Linked DNA regions of Homo sapiens: regions 2 and 3 are each linked to region 1. Evidence: chromatin contacts called from ENCODE Hi-C or POLR2A ChIA-PET data. All regions are on one chromosome and are shown on one strand. The core of a region is the stretch at or near the end of the contact, and the rest is flanking DNA. Distances in the headings are between cores, read along the strand shown. Region 1 holds the start of CWC25 (CWC25 spliceosome associated protein). Region 2 holds the start of ORMDL3 (ORMDL sphingolipid biosynthesis regulator 3). Region 3 holds the start of WIPF2 (WAS/WASL interacting protein family member 2).

The links. Hi-C counts contacts between places; a loop is a spot of excess contacts on that map. ChIA-PET counts read pairs that join two places held with the same protein, here RNA polymerase II (POLR2A). Pooled maps may share reads with other maps.
Region 2: a map of CD8-positive, alpha-beta T cell shows a loop between it and region 1 (18-fold over the local background). The contact joins the promoter of ORMDL3 here to the promoter of CWC25 in region 1. A Hi-C loop is called at or near these places in 2 of 168 maps with a recorded cell type or tissue (CD8-positive, alpha-beta T cell and dorsolateral prefrontal cortex), 1 of 37 single-sample maps with no recorded cell type and 12 of 50 pooled maps.
Region 3: a pooled map shows a loop between it and region 1 (5-fold over the local background). The contact joins the promoter of WIPF2 here to the promoter of CWC25 in region 1. A Hi-C loop is called at or near these places in 1 of 50 pooled maps. POLR2A ChIA-PET finds 5 or more read pairs at or near these places in 2 of 52 experiments (T-cell and naive thymus-derived CD8-positive, alpha-beta T cell).

What each region holds. Positions count from the first base shown.
Region 1 is chr17:38,822,936-38,826,890 of GRCh38, forward strand. It overlaps CWC25 (CWC25 spliceosome associated protein), which reads right to left and starts at 2,386. Exons shown (of 10, transcript NM_017748.5): 1 at 2,231-2,386. The coding sequence starts at 2,248. It overlaps MIR4727 (microRNA 4727), which reads left to right and starts at 2,903; the gene lies at 2,903-2,957. RefSeq lists an enhancer at 1,094-1,725.
Region 2 is chr17:39,926,351-39,930,412 of GRCh38, forward strand. It overlaps ORMDL3 (ORMDL sphingolipid biosynthesis regulator 3), which reads right to left and starts at 1,251. Exons shown (of 4, transcript NM_139280.4): 1 at 1,134-1,251. LRRC3C (leucine rich repeat containing 3C) reads left to right here and starts at 1,382. Exons shown (of 4, transcript NM_001195545.2): 1 at 1,382-1,464. LOC124903999 (a long non-coding RNA gene) reads left to right here and starts at 370. Exons shown (of 2, transcript XR_007065750.1): 1 at 370-412; 2 at 578-652. RefSeq lists enhancers at 505-1,115, 1,116-1,727.
Region 3 is chr17:40,216,738-40,220,896 of GRCh38, forward strand. WIPF2 (WAS/WASL interacting protein family member 2) reads left to right here and starts at 2,567. Exons shown (of 8, transcript NM_133264.5): 1 at 2,567-2,755. RefSeq lists enhancers at 1,908-1,957, 2,398-2,507, 2,408-3,186.

The DNA of each region.
Region 1 (3,955 bases), core at 1,136-3,635:
CACGCCATTCTCCTGCCTCAGCCTCCTGAGTAGCTGGGACTACAGACATCCGCCACCATGCCCAGCTAATTTTTTTTGTATTTTTAGTAGAGACGGGTTTCACCGTGTTAGCCATGATGGTCTCGATCTCCTGACCTCATGATCTGCCCGCCTTGGCCTCCCAAAGTGCTAGGATTACAGGTGTGAGCCACCACACCCAGCCTGACTCCAACTTTTTTTTTAACTTTTTTTTTTTTTTTTTTGAGACGAGGTCTTGCTCTGTCACGCAGGCTAGAGTGCAGTGGTGCAATCTTGGCTCACTGCAACCTCCACCTCCTGGGTTCAAGCGATTCTCCTGCCTCAGCCTCCCAAGTAGCTGGGATTACAGGCGCCCGCCACTGCTCCCAGCTAATTTTTGTATTTTTAGTAGAGACGGGGTTTCACCATCTTGGCCAAGCTGGTCTCAAATCCTGACCTCGTGACCCACCCGCCTCTGCCTCCCAAAGTGCTGGGATTACAGGCATGAGCCACTGCACCTGGCTGAGACTCCATCTTAAAAAAAAAAAAAGAAAAGAGAATGGACTGGAGAGGACCAGGAGACCAATTAAGAAAATAAGATCATGTCCACAAGGTACTTGGCATGTGGAAAATGTTCGGTCAATGAGAGCTCCCTTTTCTTCCTTTTCTCTTCCCCTCCTTGTCCTGCCTCTCCCCTTCGTCAGGTCATTCAGTTGGTTGGTTGTGGGTCAGTCCGTCAGTTGGTCTGACCATCCGTCCATCCTTCCGTCCTTCCTCCCTCACTCCCTCCCTCTTTCTCCCTCTAACCCTTCCCATCTTGTCCTCCCTGCCTCAAGCATAGATTATTTTGCTCCCCAGGGAGAAAATCTTCTGGAGTCATTTTTGGCTGTCACAACTGGTGGAGACGGGTGTTAGTGGATAGCTCCAGTCTAGTGGCTAGAGGCCAGTGATGCTGCTAAACATTCTACAATGCACAGGACAGCCCAACTACCACCACTACCACACACCCCCAAAGAATTATCTAGGCCAAACTGTCAAGAGCGCTAATGTTGAGAAACCCTGGATTAGAGCTTTCCTGTCCTTAAATGCAGTTATGTGAAGAATACACTAAATTGGATGAAACTAGATGGAGTCCTGGCACTCACTGTGATTGAGAACACATGACAAACTAATAGGTTTACTGGGCAGGCGGCTAAGCTGATCTACTTGCTGGTTCAATTAGCTCCACTTTCCGGAGGCTAGCATTTTCCCAACCTTGCCCCATGCTCTTGTGGGTACATTTACCCTATTTGGGGCCTTAGCGCTTTACAAATGAACGTTTCAGTTTAAGAGACATTGCCACATAACTTATATTAAGTGGTATGAATTCAAAAGCAAGCTCTGCCACTACAGATCAGAATCCAGCACTGAAGGAGGTGTGGAAGTCAGAAAGATGGACAGGAAGATCCCTTCAGGCTTAAAAAGGACCCCAGGGCCGGGCGCTGTGGCTAACCCTTGTAATCCTAGCACTCTGGGAGGCCGAGGCGGGCGGATCACTTGAGGTCGGCAGATCGAGACCAGCCTGACCAACATGGAGAAACCCTGTCTCTACTAAAAATACAAAATTAGCCGGGTGTGGTGGCGCATGCCTGTAATCCCAGCTACTCGGGAGGCTGAGGCAGGAGAATCGCTTGAACCCAGGAGGGAAAGGTTGCGGTCAGCCGAGATCGCGCCATGGCACTCCAGCCTGGGCAACAAGAAACTCCGTCTCAAAAAAATAAAAAATAAAAAACGACCCCAGGGCATGGCTTAGGGTAGGGAGAATGGGGCACAAACCACCCCTACTTCAGTCCAGGACATGACTCTGAACTCTCACCCAAGGAAGAGAGGTGTGTGGCAAGACAAGATATACAAAACAAAGTGTGGTGACACGTCCTCCATATCTACCTCCTTTCCTAGCCATGGCTCCATCCGCCCCCTCCCCGGTCTTCCCAGAATTTACAGCCGGTAGAGCCGCAGTCAACAAACACGCAAACACCACCTGTCACTGTTCGCGACACACCTCGGACTTTCCCAAATCTCAGTCCCACCCCTCCATTGCCCTAAGGATCCATCCCCTCTTCAGGGCAACGGCCTCCTCCCGGCGAAAGCAAAGCTGCGTTGCCATGGTTATCCACTCCTTCCTCTACCCCCACCCCCTGCCAATTTCCGTCCCGGCCTCAGTCCTCCCCCGCCCAGGCCTCCCTCCACTCACCAGGTCTCCGCCCCCCATGACGGTGGAGACGATTCCTCACTACGCGGATCTGGAAGATTTCGGGAGGATCAAGAGAAAACGTAGAGAAATAGTTCGGGGGCTACCTCGCGGGATCTAGTCCCAGGAGCCGTCAACTGCCAGTTTCACCACCGCTCTAGAGGTCACTTCCGGGAGGGCGTCATCTCACCGCGTCGGCGTCGCGGAACGATGACGTACAGGGCTCGGTCGCGCTTTGTGACGTTGGCGTTACTTGCAGATTTTGCAAAGGTCCGGGCTCCGCTGTCGAGGCCTTTGCTGTCGAGGTCTCATTTTGGCTGCTTCGGGTCGCCACGTTGCCTGATGTCCCAGACTCTCTGTTGAAACGCCACAACTCTGTTCAGTGATGGGTTGCCGTGGGCCTGTGCCCACGGCTGTGTTGCCATGGCAGCTCACCAGGGCATTCGGCTCAAAGCTCCACGTAGTCTCTGCTAGACCTAAGGTGGACCAGACTAGGCCTCCTCCCCTCACCCTGCACACACCCCCACGCTCCAGTTTTCCAAAACGGCTTTGCAAACTGGCGCTTTCCTCAGACCTTGACTCACAGCAAATCCCCTTATGCCAGGCCTATTTTACGAAGCTAAATAGAAACCATCAAATCGAAATTCCATCAGCTTCCGTTTGCCAAACTTTTAAAATCTGCCAGCTTCCACAGTGGCAGATTTTCCCATAGTGGGAAGCTGGCAGATTCCTTTCCCTTCAGTTACTATGTGTTTTTGGCATGTTTTTCTTTTTTCTTTTTCTTTTTCTTCTTCTCCCTTTGTTTTTGTTTTTTGAGAAGGAGTTTTGCTCTCCCAGGCTGCGGTCGAAGCTGACTGCAACCTCCGCCTCCCGGACAGCAATTCTCCTGCCTCAGCCTCCCAAGTCGCTGGGATTACAGGCGCCCGCCACCCGCCCGGCTAATTTTTGTATTTTTTGTAGAGACAGGGTTTCACCATGTTGCTCAGGCTTGTCTCGAATTTCGACCTCAAGTGATCTCCCCGCCTCAGCCTCCCAAAGTGTTGGGATTACAGACATAAGCCACCGCGCCTGGCTATTTTTATTTTTGTAGCAACAGGGTTTTGCCATCTTACCCAGGCTTGTCTCAAACTCCTGGACTCAAGCAATCCTCCTACCTCGGCCTCCTAAAGTGCTGGGATTACAGGTGTGAGCCACTGCGCCCGACCTGTTTTGTAATTTTCAGAATAGAAGTTTTGCACATCTTTTGTTAAATTTATTCTAAATGTTGTATTTTTTGTGATGCTATTTTATTTATTTATTTATTTATTTATTTATTTATTTATTTATTTATTTATTTATTTATTTCGAGACGGAATCTCACTCTGTTGCCCAGGCTGGAGTACAGTGGCGCAATACCAGCTCACTGCAACCTCCGCCTCCTGGGTTCAAGCGATTCTCCTGCCTCAGCCTCCCGAGTAGCTGGGATTACAGGCATACGCCACCACGACCTACTGATTTTTGTGTTTGTAGTAAAGATGGGATTTCACCGTGTTGGCCAGGCTGGTCTGGAACCCCTGACCTCAGGTGATCCGCCTACCTTGGCCTCCCAAAATGCAAGGATTACAGGCACCCGGCCTGTGATGCTATTTTAAATAAAATTTAAAAATTTTAATTTTCCAATTGTTTGCTACTAATAGATAAGAACGTGCTTTTGTATAGTAACCTTCTATTTTACAGGCTTGCTAAATT
Region 2 (4,062 bases), core at 1-2,500, 1.1 Mb after region 1:
GAGATCAATAAACTAACAAAAAGACTGGCAATGAGGAAACACTCTTGAGACTTTCGTGTGACTATGGATACATATCACTTCCATTAGTAAAACAACCAACTGGCCCCTACCCTAGATGGGGAGAAACAGAGAGAAGAGGCTGGCAGAGGTCGACTAGGTCTACAGGAGTTGAGCCGAAAACTTCTGCTGCCATAGCTGGCAGGTGGCTGCTTAGTGCTGGGCCCTGATGTGGTTTCATAACCTGCCTCAAACCAGAGCCTGCAGCAACTCTGTTGTGTTAACCACTTTTTTGCTGGTAGCTCTTTCCCCCTCCTTCCCGCCCCACCCTCTTGGCTCCACATACAAATATCCGGGCCCAGCCAGTATGCCAGACACTCAAGCCAAGGCTGAGCACCACCAGGGCAGCCACCAGGTGAGCCCTTCCCATTCCCTCCCCCAGGAAAGAGCAGCCCTCACAACAGCAAACCTCCTGTCTTCTGGAAGAGGAGCACAAAACATCCAGGCCTGGATGGGGACCCCAACGGGGAGTCCGGGGCAGCACGTCACAATGCCATGTCCATTCCGCCCACCCCCCAAGCTGCAGGACCACAGCTGATAACCTCTCAACTTTGGCCCAGCCACCCCGACTGGGGGAGGGCGGTAGGAGCGGAAAGCGAGTGCCCAGGCGAACCCGCACTAAGCACAGGAGAGGAGGAGCGAAGAGGCGGAGTCCTCACTGTTGTTGGGGTTTTCTGAGTGAGACCTCGGGTGCGGGGCCGGGGGGAGGGGTCCCGCTCTGTTCCCCAGCCTGGGTCTTCGCACTCGGAACCCGGTCCGGTCCGGGACCCCACAGCCATCTCCACGCGTTCACCCAGCCCTGGAGGCAGCCAAACGTTTATCCCCGAAGCCGAGCCGCTCCCCGCCTCCCACCCCTAGCCGAGGCGCTCCTCCCGACGTTCCACCCCCGGCCTCCCGCTCGCACTTTATTCCTTGGCCACCTCCCCAGCCGATGCACCCCCTCGGCTGATGCACTCCCTCCACCCCCCACTCCCTCTGCCCCCGTCTCTCCAGCCCGGGGCGCCTCCCCAGCAGCCCCCACCTTCTCTCCCGCCCCTCCCGTAGCCCTGGGGCCTCTTGGTTCCTTCCGGGCTCACCGTGTGGGGCCGAAGATCAACGGCCCGGGAACGGTTCCCGGGAGCGGGGGCCGCTGCTGCTCCAGCAGCTGTAACAACCCGCGGCTGCAGCCTCCCCGCTGGCAGCTCCGGCCGAATCAGCGCTCCGCGCCGGTCCCCGTACGTCACCGCCCCGCGCCGGCACGCCCGACGCCTTCTGGGAGTTGTAGTTTCTTCCGCTGGCTCCGGGCCGGCCCTCCCGACGCCTCCTGGGAGTTGTAGTTTTTCCTGGGCTCCGTTCCCGGCCTCTTCGGGGACGCACGGTTGGAAGTTGTACCGTGACGTGATGGTCAGATCGGATGATAGAATTTTGGTGCGTAACAATTCCAACTTTTGCTTCTGTGCCCTTCAAGTGTATTTTATCCGTGCCCCAGTTTTGCAGATGAGGAGACTCGGACTTGTAAGTAACTTTCTGTAGGTCTTTGCTGGGTCCTAGACTGGATCGAAACCCAAATATTCTGACCCCAACTGCAGGATTTTTCCACTGCACCTGGCTGCCTCCGCCCTGGCCCCAGATTGGCTCCTCCAGAAACAGACTAGCCCGGCCCTTTGCCCTGCTGGGCCCTCCTGGGAGAGCGCTTTTCACAACATTGGCTGGGATGAGGGTCTGGAGGGCCCGGAACGGAGCCTGCCTTCTCCTTCTCAGTCACGCTTGGCCCAGGCTGCCCCGGACCGGGCCACATCCTTGGCCGCCCCGCACCTGACGTGAGAAGAGGCTACGTATCATAGATTCCTCCATCAGTAGTAAGGAGCCTGAGTTTCTGTCTCAGGTCAGCTTGTGTGGCTTTGAATGAGAGGCTCTGGTCTGCAGTTTTCACATCTGCATCGTCTAAAGGCAAGGGCACAGACTTTACTGCCTGGTAGACATGGGGTAGGCCCTCCTTTATTGGCAGTGTGACCCTGGGCAAATTACTTGTCTTAATCTCCAATTCCACACCTGTGAAACCCCACCTCCAAGGTTGTGGGAACCCAAAAGAATGTATGTAAAGCACCTGTTGCATTGTAGGAATCTACTTAATATTACTGTAGGAGGTTGAACTAAATGGCTCTTGAGGTCTCCTCGGTTACTCCCATTCTCCATGTCACCAAGAGGTCTTGTCTGGGTAGTTTCAACTCCTTACCCAGCTTCTTTCTAAGTCCACTCTATGCAGGGCAGGGCTGGAATAGCAAGGTCAGATGATGTCATGGCATGCCAACCTGACTCTGAATGGCAGTTCATGGCACCCTGAACTGAAAGTGAGGGAACAGGAAGGAAAAGGCTAGCCCAGGGAAACTGCGGAGCACTTTACTCGGACTACACCTACCTTTCCTTCCCCAGGGGGCTGCCAGGAAACAGTTGTCACACAGCTGGAGTGGGACCCCCAGAGGCACTTAGTGGTCACCAGGCAGGTGGGTATTTGAACCACCCAGAGCAGAACAGGCAGCTTCTTCAATATTTCCAGGGCCAATGGCCCCAAAAGGGCTCATTCCAAGATCGAAATAATCATCTGAGTCTGAAATAGCTCTGCCTATGTCCTGTGGAAGTTTCTCCTGGTTTGTGGAGGTGCCTTTCCTTATAGTCATCTTTCTGCAGACATAAGCAAACCCAGTGTTGTTCTTTTCACAGAAACCTCCCCAGCATTAAGGCAAGAAAGGTGTCTCTGTTTTTTCCGAAGTGTGCCTGCTTGACTCCTTTGATTTTTCTCTGGGATTCTTCATCCTCCATCAAGTTGATCGATCCCTCTGGATCTTGGTCAGTTTCCTGACATCTCTATGAAGTTCAGTGACCCAGACTGAGTCCACGTCTCAAATAAGGTTCTGACTAATGCAGAGTCTAACAGAAAGATTACTGAACATGTCATGCACTATTAATAACTCCTGTTATCGAGGATTTTTTTTTCACAATAGGAATGAACAGAGTTCTGACTCACTCTAGGTTTGTGGTAAATTGCAGATCACTTTCTGCTTTATTTAGCGGGAGTCCCTGTTGTCATCTTTCTCCTTCTCTCTTGGCCCTCATAATTATCATATCTTCCCCAAACGTTCTTCAGCTGTGAATAGCCCTAAGCACTATTCAGAGTGAGTGACAGCTCTCTTATTTCGTGCTGGGGGACATACAAACCCTTGGACAAACACTTGTCACTGTGTGCCAAGAAGCTGAAAAATTCTTCTTGCCTCAGAGCCATAATTACACTTTTGGTAGCATATTCTAAGGAAGTCATCCCATGTACAGGAAAAGCTGCAATGTGTCAGGATGTTCATTCCAGCAATATTTATAGTAGTGAAAAACTGAAAGCAACCAAATGCCCAAGAAAAAAATTACAGTATATCCACTGGATGGAATAGTATGAAGCCATTTAGGACAGATTGTGAAAACCCTGTGGCAGTATGGGGAATGTTTGCTAAGTTATATGAAAAGATGAGGACACAAAATAGCATAACATACATTCCCCAGGGATATAGTCAGCAAAGTCTAGAATGAAGAAAATTAGGACAAACACCCAATTCCCTTAACAAATAAAACTGGGGCCAGGTATGGTGACTCACGCCTGTAATCCCAGCACTTTGAGAGGCCAAGGCTTGTGTCCAGGAGTTCGAGACCAACCTGGACAACATGGTAAAACCCCGTGGTCTACAAAAAATACAAAAATTAGTTGGGCATGGTGGTGTGTCTATAGTCCCAGCTACTCAGGAGGCTGAGGTGGGAGGATCAATTGAGCCCGGGAGGTCAAGGCTGCAGTGAGCTGTGATCGTGCCAGTGCATTCCAGTCTGGGCAGCAGAGTGAGATCCTGTCTCAAAAAAAAAAAAAAAAAAAAAGGAAAAAAAAGAGGGGGAGAGACTTACAGATTAAAATAAATTAAATGATATATCAACTAAAAGTCTTATTTGGATCCTGATTCAAGCAAACTGACTTTAAAAAAAAAAAAAAAA
Region 3 (4,159 bases), core at 1,317-3,816, 1.4 Mb after region 1:
AAAAAAAAAGACTGCAGTGAGCCATTACTGTGCCACTGCACTGCAGCATGTCTTTAAAAGACCCTGTCTCTTAAAAAAAAAAAAAAGTGCGTTCAGTTATTGGAATGTGCCATGATTCTTCTTGCTTTGCCCAAACTCTCCCTACAATGCTTTTCCTTCACTTCTTCCCTGGTCAATTCCTACCTGTCCCTCAAGTCTCACTTAGAATATGGGTATGGCCTCACTTAGTTACTTTCTTTTTTCTTCCTTTAGACAGGGTTTCACTCTATTGCTCGGGCTGGAGTGCAGTGGCCAATCATGGCTCAGCCCAGCCTTGATCTCCTGGGCTTAAGTGATCCTCCCATATCAGCCTCCCAAGTAGCTGGAACCACAGGCTCACACCACCGTGTCCAGCTAATTTTTTTTTTTTTTTTTGAGACAGAGTCTCACTCTCGTTGCCCAGGCTAGAGTGCAATGGAGTGATCTCAGCTCACCGCTACCTCCGCCTCCTGGGTTCAAGCGATTCTCCTGCCTCAGCATCCCAAGTAGCTGGGATTACAGGCATGTGCCAACACACCTGGCTAATTTTGTATTTGTAGTAGAGACGGGGTTTCACCATGTTGGTCAGGTTGGTCTCGAACTCCCCACCTCAGGTGATCTGCCCGCCTTGGCCTCCCAAAGTGCTGGGATTACGGGCGTGAGCCACCGTGCCCGGTTATATCCGGGTAATTTTTGTAGTAACAAGATTTCACCATGTTTCCCAGGCTGGTCTTGAACTTCTGGGCTCAAGCGATCCCCCCTGTCAGCCTCCCAAAGTGCTGGGATTACAGGCATGAGCCACTGCACTTGGGCCATTTACCTTTTTCATGAAGCCTATATCACTATTTCCCCAAGTCTGGGTGAGATGTCCCTATATTCATCCCAGCGGCTGCCCTTATCACAGAGTGTGTGATAGAGCATGGGGCTTTACATTAGCTACAGTGGGCAGTGAATGCCCTCTGAGGACGAAGCATTTGCAGTAAGGCTTGAAAAATGAGGAAGAGGCGGAGGATAGCCAGTACACAGTCCCTGAGGTGGGAACTGCTGAATGGGGTACATTGCAGTGATAGAAATCAGGTCCTCATAATGTAGAGTGAGTGAGGAGGGGACAGGCAGGGGATGAGGTTGAAGAGTTGGGAGGCTCTGGTAAGGTGTTTGGACCCACCATCTCCCTGGCTCCATCGCCCCACGTATGGCCATGCAGGATGTAGACAGCTGAAAATCTTTACCTCGTGTCCTTGATCCCTATGCCTGCTGTGTTCCCTGCCTTCTCTGATTAATAATAAAATTCCATTCATCCTTCAAGGCCCAGCTCCAAACCATTTAGGAAACCTCCTTCCATTCTTTAGCAGGAATTAATTGCTCCCTTGTCTGACGTCCCACAGCACTAATCACACGCTGACTTGTATCTCAGCTAGCTGTTTATGCCAGTCTGCCCACCAACGTAGTGAGTTCCCTGAGGGCAGAGGCTCTGTCTTAGTCACCTCTGTAGCCATCTCCTGGTGTTTAGCAGGTACTCAATGTGACATTTACTTGACTAGTGGGTGGTGCCTAGTACTACTCATGGCAGAATAGAAGGAAAACAAAAATAATAACAACTTATGCTCTATCACGTTTTCCCATTCATTAACTGATTTCAGCTTTGCAACAACTCTATGAGACAGACGGGACAGGCACTATTAGACCCATTTTACAGATAGGGTAGCTAAGGCCCAATGGCACACAGCTTGTAAGTAATGGGGACTAAGTCCCAATCTTGCCCCCTTACTTCGGATTCTGTGCTGGGAATGGAATTAAACCAAGAGTATTTTGAAGCTATAATGGAAAGCGCTTTTCTGGGTGGACTAGGGAGAGATACTTAGTCAGCTGTCAGGGTTTAACAGCAGCTCCATCAAAGAGGGCACAGGATTTCTCTCTCTGGCCCAAGCAGCTGGAGGGGTCCACAGCACCATCCTATAGCCCTGGAAGCTGGAGGAAACCCCAGCCCGAGAAAGAAGAGACGGTGTTCGAGTCAGGTGGGTAAGATGACGTAAATGATGACTTGTGAGCAGTGGCCTGCCTCTGTTGCCATGACAACCGGAGCTTGACTACTTGGCCTTTGCAAGGTTGGCCGAGGCGGGTTCTTCGTTAACTCGAGATTAAGGAAGGATATTTAGGGGGGAGGGTGTGTGTGTGTGCGGCGGATTAAAGACGAAAGGAGTATATTCAACAATGACTGTTTAGCTCAGTGGTTCTCCACCTTGGCAACACGTTAGAATCACCTGCAACAATTTCCTGATGCCTAGGCTGCACCCCAGAATTAAATTATAATTTCCAGGGGTGGGAACCAGGCATCATAGTATTTAAATCTTGCCAGGTGATTCCAATTGCAGCTAAAGTTGCAAACCCAGCTTTTAGCTGGTAAGCGGAATTCCTGTGACCTTCCTAAGATGGCGTCCACTCAACCGCTTCCGCCTTTACGTGGGCCGGCAGGGGGCGGGCTTCCCAGGGGCGCATGCGTCTCGCATCTCTCCGCTCCCTGCTCTCTCCTCCTTTTTCCCCCGCCTCCATTTTGTTCGCGGACGCTGGGGACGGTGGGAGCAGATCCATTTCCGGGTTGGCAAAAGGGGCGGTGGCGGCGGCGGCGGCGGCGGCGGCGGCGGCGACGGCGAGAAAGAGCTTGCCGGGGGGCGAGCAGGACAGGACGAAGCCGGAGTGTAGGCGGCAGAGGATTCGCTCCCAGAGCAGCTGCGGCCAGGTCGGAAAGAGGCCGGGGCGGCTGGGTCAGTCGCTGAAATGACCTGCGGACCTGAGTGGGAGGGAAAGTCGCGGGGAGGGGGGCTCGGGGCGGGGCTTGAGAAGAGAGGGGGGCATTAGAGGAGGGGCCGGAGGGGGAGAGGGGTCTTGCGGGTGGGGCCTGAGGGGCGGGGGGCCGGGGGACTGTATCGGAAGAACCTGGAGGAGAGAGGGCGTGGGGAATCTGGGGAGGAGTGGTCGAATATTGGTATGGGGCGAGCGGGGACTGGAAAAATGGGGAGGAACGTTTTTGAGAGACAGGCAATAAGGGCTCCTGAAGGGTTGGGTGAGTTAAGGCGGCAACTCTGTGAGGAACGAGGTAATCGTGCGCAAAAAGGGAGACGGGAACGGAGGACCTGTTGGGAACGGCTAATTAGCAGGATGCTGTGGGTGAGGAGTCCAGTGTGACATTTTGGGGATTGAGTTAGGTGAAAGCTAGTGTTTGGGAAGATGGCTCGGGAAACTGCTTACACTAGAGGGAATCTTGAGAGCGTTCTTTGAAAAGGAATCAGAATTTAGTTAAAGGTTGGATTGAGAATGTTAAGATGCGCATTGGAACGTCTGGAGTTGAGGGTTCATGTTGAAGTGGTGTGAAGTGAGGGAAGATGGAATTTTTTTTTTTTTGTTTTAAAGGTGGGGTCTGGCTATGTTGCTCAGACTAGTCTTGAACTCCTGGGCTCAAGCGATCTTCCCACCTTGGACTCCCAGAGTGCTGGGATTACAGGTGTGAGCCACTGCACCCGGCCAAGATGGAAATGTTAAAGTGTTCAGCATGGCAGTGTGTATGGTCGAGTTTTTTATCAGGAAGGAAAGTTCTTAAAAATAGCATTGAGGCAAGGAACTGATATGTGATGGAATTCTTTTTTCTTTTTTTTTCTTTTAAGAGACGTGGTCTCACTCTGTCGCCCGGGCTGGAGTGCAGTGGCATGATCATGGCTCCTTAAAGCCTCGACCTCCCGGGCTGAAGTGGTCCTTCCACCTAAGCCCCGCCAATAGCTGGGACCACAGGTGTGACCACTACTCCCGCCTAACGTGTGTGTGTGTATATATATATATATATATATATATATATATATATATATATATATGTATATATATATATTTTTTTGTTGTTGTTGTTGGAGACAGAGTCTTGCCCTGTTGTCCAGGCTAGTCTGGAATTCCTGGGCTCAAGTGATCCTCCTGTCTCGGCCTCCGCAAGTGCTGGGATTACAGGGATGAGCCACTGTGCCTGGCCCAGAATTCGTTTTTTTTTTTTTTTTGAGATGGAGTCTCGCTCAGTGGCCTAGGCTGGAGTGTAGCGGTGCGATCTCGGCTCACTGCAAGCTCCGCCTCCCGGGTTCACGCCCATTCTTCTGCCTCAGCC